Regions from separate parts of the Homo sapiens genome. Here region 1 is linked to region 2. Evidence: chromatin contacts called from ENCODE Hi-C data. All regions are on one chromosome and are shown on one strand. The core of a region is the stretch at or near the end of the contact, and the rest is flanking DNA. Distances in the headings are between cores, read along the strand shown.

What was found. Hi-C counts contacts between places; a loop is a spot of excess contacts on that map. Pooled maps may share reads with other maps.
Region 1: a loop to region 2 is called in a pooled map, with 5 times the contacts of the local background. The contact joins the enhancer-like site here to the promoter of HSF2 in region 2. A Hi-C loop is called at or near these places in 5 of 50 pooled maps.

Annotation. Positions count from the first base shown.
Region 1 is chr6:119,311,632-119,317,534 of GRCh38, forward strand. The region is part of intron 2 of MAN1A1 (mannosidase alpha class 1A member 1); the gene reads right to left. Among named protein-coding and RNA genes, the nearest start is that of MAN1A1, 35 kb to the right of the region's middle. RefSeq lists a silencer at 1,353-1,647. Within about 2 kb of position 2,945, at least 7 of the 41 ENCODE cell types and tissues checked have a DNase peak (open chromatin) inside an H3K27ac peak, as active enhancers do.
Region 2 is chr6:122,397,759-122,403,849 of GRCh38, forward strand. HSF2 (heat shock transcription factor 2) reads left to right here and starts at 1,894. Exons shown (of 13, transcript NM_004506.4): 1 at 1,894-2,072. The coding sequence starts at 1,980. RefSeq lists silencers at 1,630-1,949, 2,220-2,339 and an enhancer at 2,190-2,689.

The DNA of each region.
Region 1 (5,903 bases), core at 1,695-4,194, 3.1 Mb before region 2:
ATGGGAGGGCATCCAGAGGCTTAGGGTGAGGAGGTCACCATGCAGAAGGGGAGGAGGACAAAGGAACTCCCAAGGGAGAGGTGCATCGGAATGAGGGCTTAGGACTAAGTGATGTCACTTTGCAGCATGATGGAGTAACTCTATTATCAGAAGACCTTGAAGGGCAGTAGCAGCTCGGTGTCTTAAAACCACAAAGCTCTATCTTATCAATGGCCAACAGATGCTAGGTAAGGTTTCACAGAACGTGTAAGGCAGGCTCTAAATGCTAAAAATCTGCTTGTTCGGGCTATTTTTAAAATAATTAGATGTATTAAAAATTAGTTTGGTGTTGGCGGGCTCTTGAATTAACGGGTCTCAGCCTGCAGTGAGGAAATAACCTAGAGACCAACAGACAGAGGCCATGTTTGGCTCACTTATATAACAGTCCGCTGTTTGTCATGAAAGGGAAGAAGTTCTGTGGTCCAGTGATACTCATGTCCCTGCTGTTCTTGGGGACACAAGGGGCTGTGTCTGATTCAGGCAAGGTCTGAGGTGGAAGAGCAATCTAACTCACTGATTGTTAAACCTGAAAGTGATGTGCCATTTCTCTTAAAACTACACTTAGGGTTGATGCTTTGAAAAACAGTGATTTTAAAAGCCTGACAGCAATTTCCATCAAACTTTGCTTAAAATTACTTGGCTGTCATATAAAAGTAACTTCTAGAGCTTTCAGATAAAATATTTTTAGGGTCATTGAATTAACCTTATTTCTTTCAATCTTTGGTGGAACTGGAAAACAGAACGGAGAGACACAGATAAAAAGCAACTTGGGGGAAATTAATTCACAATTTCTCCAAACCTTCACTTATCCATTGGAAGAGAATTTCTCCATGGATCAAGAAAAGACGGCAATCTAACCACCCCTTCCACCGCTTATCTAATGCTATCCCCACCACCTACATTTCCTTATGGGAATGAAGATCTGGAGGGCCAGAAGGACAACTGGGCAGCAAGAGACCTGATACTAAGGCCGGTCTATCACAGCCACATGGCAGAGCAGGTCACAGTGGATAAGCCTGAGGCCAGCTGCCTCAGGGTCTGCCCTTCTACCCCTTAGTTCTCTCATCTTTCAAAAAGAATAACCCATTTTAACAAATGCACCACTGTGGGTTGAGGTGCTGAGACTGCGAGGTTGTGCCTGTGTGGGGACAGGGTGTATATGGGAACTCTCTATACTTTCTGTTCAATTTTGCTACAAGCCTAAAACTGCTCAGAAAATACAGCTTACTAAAAAAGTAAGTATTATCTCCCTTACAGCACAGTGAGGAGATCAGGTGTGACAGGGCACCTGACTAGAAGACACTCAATGAGCCTGGCTGACCTTTATCCACTCACGCCACCTCCTCAGAGTCCTCCTAGGCTTCAGGAGGTTAAACAGATAAGGGAGAACTTAGGAAGGAAGTTCTCCTTCCTTTGATGCTTTGACCTTTAGCTGAACTCAGAGTGGGCAGAGCAATTACGGGAAAGGAAAGAAAAGAGGCTAATGTCACCAAGAGGTGACAGTGCAGAGCCTGATGTGACTCCGCCTTCACAAAGACTGCCTGCCTGGAGTCTACCACAATTACATCTGAAAGTATTTAGCACCCTCTCATGCAACAGGTATCAAGATGCCACCCAAGACAGTCTTAGGAATGATCCTTGTCCTCACATCATTCCTCAGTGAGCGAGGGCCACCTCCAGTCACCTTCTAGCTGTCATCACCCAGTATGTGAAAAAAAGCCCTCTAGCCATGATAGTTTCCAATTTTACCCCATATGAAATTCAAATACTCATTCACATGCTTTGCTCTTTCAAATGCTGAAATAAATGTATCCCCTTCTCTCTTTCCCAAAGGCTGTCAAGGTGTTCTATTTTCAAGATTCTTTACCCCAATGTTACAATGACAATCACTACTTAGTAGCTACGGTTGCGAGGATGAGAATTATAAATGGGAATAAAGCAGTACTGCCAGATTTAGGAAATGGAAATATTACACAGAACCTACTTATACTAAAAAAAAAAAAAGTTGTTTATCTGAAATTCAAATTTAACTGAAAGTGCTATATTTCATCTGGCAACCCTAGGACAATGGGATAGGACACATTCAGTTCCTGGTTCTGAGTCCACTGTCTGCTCTCTGGTTTGTGCCCTGTTCTGTGGTAGGCTCGAAAAAGGGGTCAGAACATTTGAAGGGCCAGACAGGAACAGAACCACCAGGTCTAGGGCAACTAGAAGTGAATGGGAAACGTGACAAAACGAGAGTCAAGCCCCTCACTAAAGCTATTTAAAAAAAAAAAAAAAATCAAAACTACGCTGGCTAAGGGTTAAAAAAAAAAATCCGTGAGCCACAGTTAGCCCACAGCCCAGCAGTTTGCACTGCAACCTCTACTTTACAGGCACGCGTCTAGAACTAACCACTCTGTTTTTAGGTCTGTGGGCATGTGGCTTCCCACCAGCCCTGGTTCCCATAGCTCTGTGAGGAGCTTCTATTCCACTTCTAGCATAGGCTGCCCTTCAGGGCCAGCTTCCCGGACTGCTCTGGTAGCAACATATGTGCTATCTCTTTGCCACAAATTAGCAAAAGTCTTTGAGATCTGAGGTGCATAAAGCATTATGTGTAAGCTTCTCAACAATTCTTTCACTGGATGAGCAGTAGTTTCACATTTTAGAAGTATTATTTTGTTCTACAAATCAAACTGTAGGAGCTGTCGTCATCATGGGTTATGGAGGCCGAGGCTGTAAAGGAGGAAGTGAATTAACTTTGTCAAACAGCTACCACACTGCACTGTGAGGGGAATTTGATATAATTTAACACATCCAATCCTTACAACACCCTCTCTGGGGTATTATTATCCCTGTTTTACATATGAAGCTGAGGCCCAAGGTAGTGTAGAGAAGAGCAAGGCTGGAAACTCTCTCACGCTGATTTTCTCCACTATACACTGAACAGAGCCCTCACTTTTTTGCTGCTTGCAAACCTCAGACAGTCATCTGAGGCCTCTGAGCCCTCCTGCTCCTCCATGCACAGAAGGCAGCTCTATCTGGGGTCTGAGAAGCTGTGGCCAGGCCTGGCACCAAAATGACACATGCCGAATCAGGACTGGGAGCTGGCTCAACTGAAGACCCTCACAGCACCACCTTTCCTTGCCTGCCCTACATCCTTCAATTCTCACAGCCTTCCTCCTCCTCCACTTCGGCTCTCAGCTCCAGCTCTGTACCTAACTTTTCTCCTCCTGCCCTGTATGCTACTGGGGCAGACAAGATGGTGTTGTCCTATTCGACCTGGCCTGTCACTAGATTTATGGAAAACCATGAATTCCTCTCCTCATGCCAAGCTGCTGTCTACAGCTCTGATATTTTCTGAAGTTTACTACCACCACGGGAGCTAATGTGGACCAGCTTCTCTTTCCTCTTTCTGTATTACTCGACTTCTTGTTGCTATGTGTGCAATTCGTTTGTTGCCAGGTACTCGAGGTTGCCTCTTATCTACTGAGTGGAGAATATATATATATGGATGGGGATTTTCTTCAGATTGAGGTGTCCTGAATTCTCCTACAGCCAATTTTAATGTACTTCTAAGTTGGCAGGAGATATATAAAGAAACAGTAATTATTTAATGCTATTGCATGAATTCTAATGTGCCACTGAGCATTAATTCCCCAGTGAAATGAAAGCGTGGTTAGCAATAGCAATTTCTTTAGAAAAAGAGTCAGAATGACTGATAAAGCCAGTTTTAAAAAATGAGAATTCTAGTAATCACTACTTGTAATGGACAGATTGTTCTGTTTCTAAGAAGTATCTCGTTCTCCTAAGGAAAACCCAGTGTTTCCAGTTCTAGCTAAAAAAATTGGATCATATGCATTTAATGGTTCTCTTTTTTTATGGCCAAATTTTGACATTATTTTATAAAAACTCTTGTGCTGTTACCAAATGGCAGAGGGTACAGGGGAAAAGAAAAAGAATAAAGAAATACTTGACCAAAATATAAGTCCATTTCTCTAAAACATTCTAAGGGATTATAATTTAGCAACTCAAAAGTTAGAGGTCAGAAAAGGGCTTATTCATAGGTGAATATCTAGTCCATTCCTTTTTGGAAGGAAGCACTATTGCTGAGAACACTTTCCTTACATAGAACAGTTTGGCATCAGCTTAGGGTCTACCATTTGTAGTTATTTCCTTATCAAAAATATCTGTCTTGTGGTTGATGACTATGGTCTCCAGGCAGAAGCTGTCACTGAGTTCAGAAGTTGTCACTTTGTGTTTAAAGGTTTAACCTCAGGGTTTTTGGTCTGTTTATTCGGCAGATTTTTAATTAACACGGAAACTTTGAATTCATTAGATTAGCTGTGCTAAGACCTCTGTGGTCAATGTGAGGCCAGCAAGTGACCCCTTGCAGGCCTGTGGTGACAGGTGATCTCCCTCACTTGGTCCCCAGGCCAAGATCTTACAGGGCTTTCCCAACATGGGAAGCATCAGCAACTACAGATCTTTAGTGATCAAGAGAAAAAGATATTCATTTTTGTGGGTTTTTTTTTTTTTTTTTTTGAGATGGAGTTTTGCTCTTGTTGCCCAGGCTGGAATGCAGTGGCGCGATCTTGGCTCACTGCAATCTCCACCTCCCGCGTTCAAGCGATTGTCCTGCCTCAGCCTCCTGAGCAGCTGGAATTACAGGTGCCTGGCTAATTTTTGTATTTTTAGTAGAGACGGGGTTTCGCCATGTTAGCCAGGCTGGTCTCGAACTCCTGAGCTCAGGTGATCTGCCCACCTTGGCCTCCCAAAATGCTGGGATTACAGGAGTGAGCCACCATGCCCAGCCAAAAAAAGGTATTCCTTGCTGGGATATCACAGATGCTCCCTTAATATCCTAAGGAGAGCTAAAAAAGTGTGCCATAGAAAACAAATACTATTTTCATGTAATGTCTAATCTCAAAAGTTTTTTTTTAATACTTGTAATAAAAAGGTAAGCCCAAACATTCTAACTCATACATATATCATTCCACAACTTCAAATTTTCACATTTTAATTTTTGCAGCAGTGACAAAATGATTTTTAAAATTGAAATGTGCTATCTTTAAAAGATTTGTTTATAGATTTGTCAACCTTATAAAGACTAAGCTTTTTCTTTTAGATTCCTTTTTTAAACTTTACAAATACTATGAGGTTATCACTAGTATTACTAGTAGTTAATAAAGTTACTAATTATTTAGTGATCGATGAAAATGAATTAGCTTGAATTTCATTAAAATGAGCAAAGTCAGATATAGTTACCTTTTTAAATTACATTTTTTTATTATTATTATTCTTTTTTTTTTTTTTTGAAACAAGCTATCCCTAGAGTCAAGCCCCATTCTTCAGTTAGCAAGAGGAGAATTGTAGGGCACAAGTATTTCCCTTTTATCCTTTCTTTTGTGTGTGTATGTTTTCTAAAACAGACTTTTTTTTAAACAGAAGTTTTAGATGCACAGCAAAACTGAGTGGAAAGTACAAAGTTCCTATATATCCTCTGTACCCCAAAGGCACAACCTCCTCACTATCAACATTACGCACGAGAATCGTACGCTTATTACAACTGATGGACCTACACTGACACATCATTACCACCCAAAGTCCATGATTTACATTAAGGCTCACTCTTAGTGTTGTATATTTCAATGGTTTTGACAATGTATAATGGCATGTATTTACTACCATAGTATCATAGAGTATTTTCACTGCCATGAAAATCCTCTATGTTGTGCTTATTCATCCCTCTCTCCAATCCCCAGTAATTTACTGTCTGCATAGTTTTGTTTCATCCAAAATATAATTGGAATCACAAAATACGTAGCCTTTTATATTGTAGCCATGTTACTTCTTTCACTTAGCAACATGCATTTAAGGTACCT
Region 2 (6,091 bases), core at 644-3,143:
TCTTTTTTTAGAAGAAAATAATATAATGCCATGAAAGTAGGCCACATTTCCTCCTTAGACACTGCCATTCTTACCTCCTGAGCTGTTGCCCTCCATAGACAGACATGATCATTAGCTTCCTGGTTTTTGCTCATTCTGTTGTCTTCCTTTTAGCTATTCAAATATATTTGTACCTCAAGACCCAACTTAAGGTCCCTATCTGCCATGAAATCCTTCCTTACCACCTTAACCTACTAATCTGTCTTTTTAAACTTATCTAGTACTTATTTTATACAAAACATTTAGCTCTTTTTGTATATATTGAGTGCTGATCACTGTGGTCATATTGTTTCTTGAGTTTGAATATAAGCATCTTGAGCTTTGAAACAGTGTCATCATTGTACAATGGAAAGGGCACATACTTTTGAGCTCAATAAAGCTTGGGTGTAAATACTCTCCCATTTACTTGCTGTGACTGAAGAAATTAATCAACTTTTGAGTCTCAGAATCTTCTCTGGGAAAATGGGATAATAAAACCTAGTTCATTGGGTTGTTGTGAGGATTCAATAATATATGTAAAGCCCTTGGCATATATAAGGGCTCATCAAATATTACTTCCTCTATCACATGCATGCCTCCATATATCTGATTTTGCTTCAGCCAACATCCCAGTGCTGAGCACAAAGGCAGCATTCACTAAATACTTGCTCATTGGAAGAGATATACATATATCTTCCATTAAATGATAGATATATATTTAATGTACTATTTTACATTCACCCAAGAAGTAAACCAATCCTATGTTGAAGTTTTGTATGTTATCTCTGACTTGTTTGTAAGTTTTTGCCTTCACATGCTGACTTTTGTAAAAAAAAAAAGTCGAATTTTGTAGACTTCATATTTTCAAAGCATTTGCACAGCCATTATAGTATTAAAGACACTCTTAGTGGGTAAAAAGATAGATCTTATTCCCAGTCAAGAAATGGAAAAAACTGGCACTGGTGGCTAAGGAATTGTTCTAAATGACAGAACCAGTGTATTTTAATATACAGAAAAATGTCCAAGAGGCTTTATCTAAACTGAGATCTACTGACTCCTTTTCCATTGTTTTTTCCACTATACCAATCTCTTAGGCAAAAAAGACTATATCTGTAAAGTATACGCAGGAAAAACTATTTTAATTAACTAAAATAGTACAAATGAGTCTATTTCTTTTTATTCTGGGTACAGAGTAGGCACTTGATGACTGGATTAAAAACAGCACATGATATATCAATTGCAGTTCCTGGTTTACAGTTTTAAGTAATCGAGAGTGAGTTATTTAAACTGCTCTTTTTGATAAACATATTTTAAAGAGGGCTTTTTCTCCCAATGAAAATGTAAGAACAAGTTTCATTATTTTTAAGACAATTTCAATTTGGGGCCTAGCACATCATGCTTGAGAGCTGGTTTTTTCCTTATGCAAATGGATCCTTTCTCTAAACTGGTGCAAACCACACTTTGCCTGCCAAACTTATGACTCAAAGGCCCTGAAGGGTTTCTGTAGCCTCCCAGCCACAGCCCAGAAACCATAAGCTGTTTCCACGTGAAACATCCAAACACGGTCTCCCAAGCCTAAGTCTGCTACCATCAAGGCTTCTGTATAAAAGGCAAATGAGGAGGCAGCGCCCCCTTCTGCTCCCACCCCCTTCTGCTCCCACCCCCTTCATGTCAGCAGCAGCCAATCGCTTTTCTCTGTCGTGCAGTCGGCTCCTGGGATTGGCCAGGGACGGGACAGGCGCGGAACCACTGCGCGCACAGGCGGAGCGCGGAGACTTGTCCGTCACGTGCGGCCGCCCGGCCTCTCGGCCTTGCCGCGCGCCTGGCGGGGTTGGGGGGGCGGGGACCAAGATCTGCTGCGCCTGCGTTGTGGGCGTTCTCGGGGAGCTGCTGCCGTAGCTGCCGCCGCCGCTACCACCGCGTTCGGGTGTAGAATTTGGAATCCCTGCGCCGCGTTAACAATGAAGCAGAGTTCGAACGTGCCGGCTTTCCTCAGCAAGCTGTGGACGCTTGTGGAGGAAACCCACACTAACGAGTTCATCACCTGGAGCCAGGTACGGTCAGGCCACGGCGGCCTCTGAACCCCCTGAATAACCGCCTCCTCACTCGCTCTCCTGCGGGGTGGTCTCTCGCGGCCTTGCGGCTCGACGCTGTCTGCGAGGCCCGCGGTGCGGGGCCTTGGCGTTCAGCCTCGCGGGGGACCCCCTGTATTGTTCGCTCGGGGAGCCGCGGGGGCCCGGCCGGCAGCGCCGCTCTCCTCAGGCCGCGGTGGGGGAGGGGCGGCCCGCGCGGGGCGTAGCGGCCCAGGCAGCCCCTTAACGGTCCGGTCCGCGTTCGGAACCGGCCCGGCGTCGCGAGGGGAATCGGCGAGCCGAGGGCGCGGGAGCCTCTTTACTGCACACTCATCCTCCGTCCTCCCGCCCGGCTCAGGGGTTACAAATCGCGGAGGGGACAGGGAGCCCAGGGCCAGGATCATCAACGTGGGGCTTTATAGGAGGCGATCTTTACCTCAGCGACCGATCACCCCCAGTTCCCCCAACATTGCTTTGCATCTGGCATCTTTATGTGGAGAGCAGTCAGGGCAATAGACATACGTTCAAACGCAGGTTACTGCTTATCAGTTGGTTTTAAAAATATATAGAAATTAACAAATTATTCTTTTGAGATTCTGTGCTATTTGTATAATGGGATTATTAGGATTGTTTTAATAAAGTACTAATAGGTGGTAACTTAGTAGTTACTAAATTTCGCTGAACAGTTACCAGCAGAGGGGCATATCGATGTGTTGATTATTGGTTTGATCTCAACTCTGCTTCTAAACAAGCATGACCTTAGTCCAGCCCTTTATCTTGTCTGGCCTAAGTTAAATCTTTCATAAGATGGATGGGTTGCCTAGGTGACCCAAGACCTATATCAGTCCCAAATACAAGATTTTAGGCAGAATGATTATTTACATCCACAGTGCATGTGCATTAGAATACACTCCTAGGCTGTTGGAATCATTTTTATGAAGGAAAGTGGTTAACTCTTATTGTAGATGATCACCTATTGAGGCATATTTTCATATGTGTAGTTCTTGAGAAGAATAAGTGAAAACTACCTGCATAGTGCCTGGCACCTGTTAAGTGCTGAGTAAATGTTATCTCCCGTCCTCCTTTCTTTCCTGTTCTCCTATTATAGGAACTCTTAGTTTTATTTACTTTTGTCTTAACAGGGAGTGAGCACCATATTAAGACCCTGAAGTTTTGACTTCTGTAATACCATAGTTTGCCTTGTGTTATTATTTGTTCTTTTTTCCGACTTCCTTCTAGGATTTAATTTTTGTGTGTTCTTTATGAGCAACTGAGTTATCCTTTTAGCCCCACTCCCTGCTTGGAGTTGAGTAGGGGGGCGTGAGTGTTTCTATTAAGCATTTAATGAATTCTGTACAATTGTACAAAGCTAGGTGAAAATAAGAAAGCCAGCCACTAGCATGTACTTAAAATAAACACATGTCTCATGCTTTTCATCAGTTAGAAGGATTAAAAGTTGACAAGAAGGATCAGTACAGACTGTTACTCAGACACGTATTCGTGTTAGAGATTGGACTGAGATTCTCTCCCCACGAAAGCTGACTTTATCATACCTTTTTGTCTTTTATGGGCCAGAAATAGGGGCTATATATATTGGCAGTTGCTTTTAATCAGAGTATCATGTCAGTGGTAGGCCTATTAAATTCTGATTAGCAACAGTGTTTTAATAACATTCTTATTTTCTGAGTACTGTCAAATGTGGAGAGTTTCGTACTGATCCGTAAATGCATCATTCTATGAGTTCTAAGCCAAATAAACAAGCCACTTAACCATTTTTTAATCCCATTATTAACTTTAAGCTTATGTGTTAACCAATTTTCTAATATGCCAGTGGGACAATCAAAATGTAAGCTCAGTGAGATCACTGTGCCAGAGACACACTAGGTGTTTAATAATTGTTTGATGAATAAATGAGATCCCTCGAAAATGTAATGGAGTGGTAGGAATGATGAAGATAAAATTATATTTGAAATGACTCTTAGAGATCATCTAGGTTAGCCTTATCATTGTATAGATGAGGATTTGAGGCTTGGACAGGTGAGATTATTTATCCATAATTATACAGCTCGCCAAGATTGGAGATAAGACCCTAACATAAGCTTGTCCAACCCGAGGCTCACATGTGGCCAAGGATGGGTTTGAATGCGGCCCAGCACAAATTCATAAAGTTTCTTAAAGAAACATGAGATATTTTTGCAATTTTGCTTTTAAGCTCATCAGCTATCATTAGTGTTAGTGTATTTTATGTGTGGCCCAAGACAATTCTTCTTCCAGTGTGGCCCAGGAAAACCAAAAGATTGGACACCCCTACCCTAATAGATTTCTGAGCTCCCAGATCAGTCTTCCACCAATAGAACTAGACTTAATGCAAGTTGACATCATATTTAGTTTTATACCAAAATGTTGCTTGCCACAAGTCAATGGACAATTCTGAATAAATGTTGTCTAGGGCTAAGCCTAGTTGCTTAGGCAGCTGTCTCATTTGTGCTCTCCATGGATTTTTCTAAAAGCAGTGCTAATACTGAAAAGTAAAACTTTAACAATAATGTTAGGTGGAAAAACCAAAATAAGTTACTTTCATCTTTCTCTTTTCTTTGATGAATAAATGAAACCCTAGAAAATGTAATGAGAGTGGTAGGAATGATGATATAATAGTCCTCAACAGGCTTTGAATTTCCAAGTGGCAGAGACTATATCACACTATATCATATTCGTTTTTTTTTTTTGTGGTAGAGTATCACTCTGTCACCCTGGAGTACGGTGGCACGATCTCGGCTCACTGCAGCCTCTGCCTCCTGGGCTCAAACGATTCTTCTGCCTCAGCGTCTCGAGTAGTTGTGATTACAGATGCGCACCACCATGCCTGGCTAATTTTTGTATTTTTAGTAGAGACAGTGTTTCACCATGTTGGCCAGGCAGTCTCAAACTCCTGACCTCAAGTGATCCACCCGTCTCGGCCTCCCAAAGTGTTGAGATTACAGGTGTGAGCCACCGGCGCCCAGGTACTCTCATCTTTTGAAAGTTGCTATTTATGGTGGTTTCTGGTTTCCTTCAAACTTGTGTTGTATTTCTGTTGAGGTAATTTAGCATTTATACTATGAAAATCATTGAGAACTTTTAGAAGAAGCAGTTGTTTTGGGAACCAGACAAGCTTTTGTGCAGTTTTTTTTTTCAATGGTGGAAAATAATTTATTTCTCTACCTTGAGTGTAAGGCAAGGGAAAAAAAACTCTTACCAATTGCGTTTTGGAAAACGCAGTTGGTAATATCTCTAGATAATATCTCTGGAGACGTACATAACTTTAATTTTCCTCGAAATTTGCAATATGACAAAATTGAAAAGGGAAATAATACCTCTCACCATTAAATACAAGAATATAATAATCTGAACAATTGAAATTATACTTAAATATGTTATTGACTCTAAAATAATAGAAATGCCTTAATTCCAGACAGTCTTTAAGAAAGCATAATGTGGCTAGGCGTGGTGGCTCATGCCTGTAATCCCAGCACTTTGGGAGGCCAAGATGGGCAGGTTGCTTGAGCCCAGGAGTTTGAGACCAGCCTGGGCAACATGGTGAAACCCTGTCTCTACAAAAAAATACAGAAAGTAGCCAGGTATGGTGGCGTGCATCTTTAGTCCCAGCTACTCAGGAGGCTGAAGAGGGGAGATGGCTTGAGCCCATGAGGCAGAGGTTGCAATGAGCTGAGATCACACTACTGCAAGCCAGCCTGAACAACAGAACGAAATCCTGTCTCAAAACAACAACAACAAAAAACAGAAAGAAAAGAAAGTATGTTTTACATATTTCCATTTTCTCCTTACTCTTCTGAAAAACAAAAATGAAAAGTTTTCATTTTTTTTAACATTTCCTTTAAATGTAAAATTTTATATAACTGTTCTTGGCTTTGGTAGTCTGTTGTCAGAATCAAGTACAGAGATTGTACTGTCAGACGACCTAAAACTGTTTTAAATCTTAAGTGTCCTAAAGAGAGGGCACA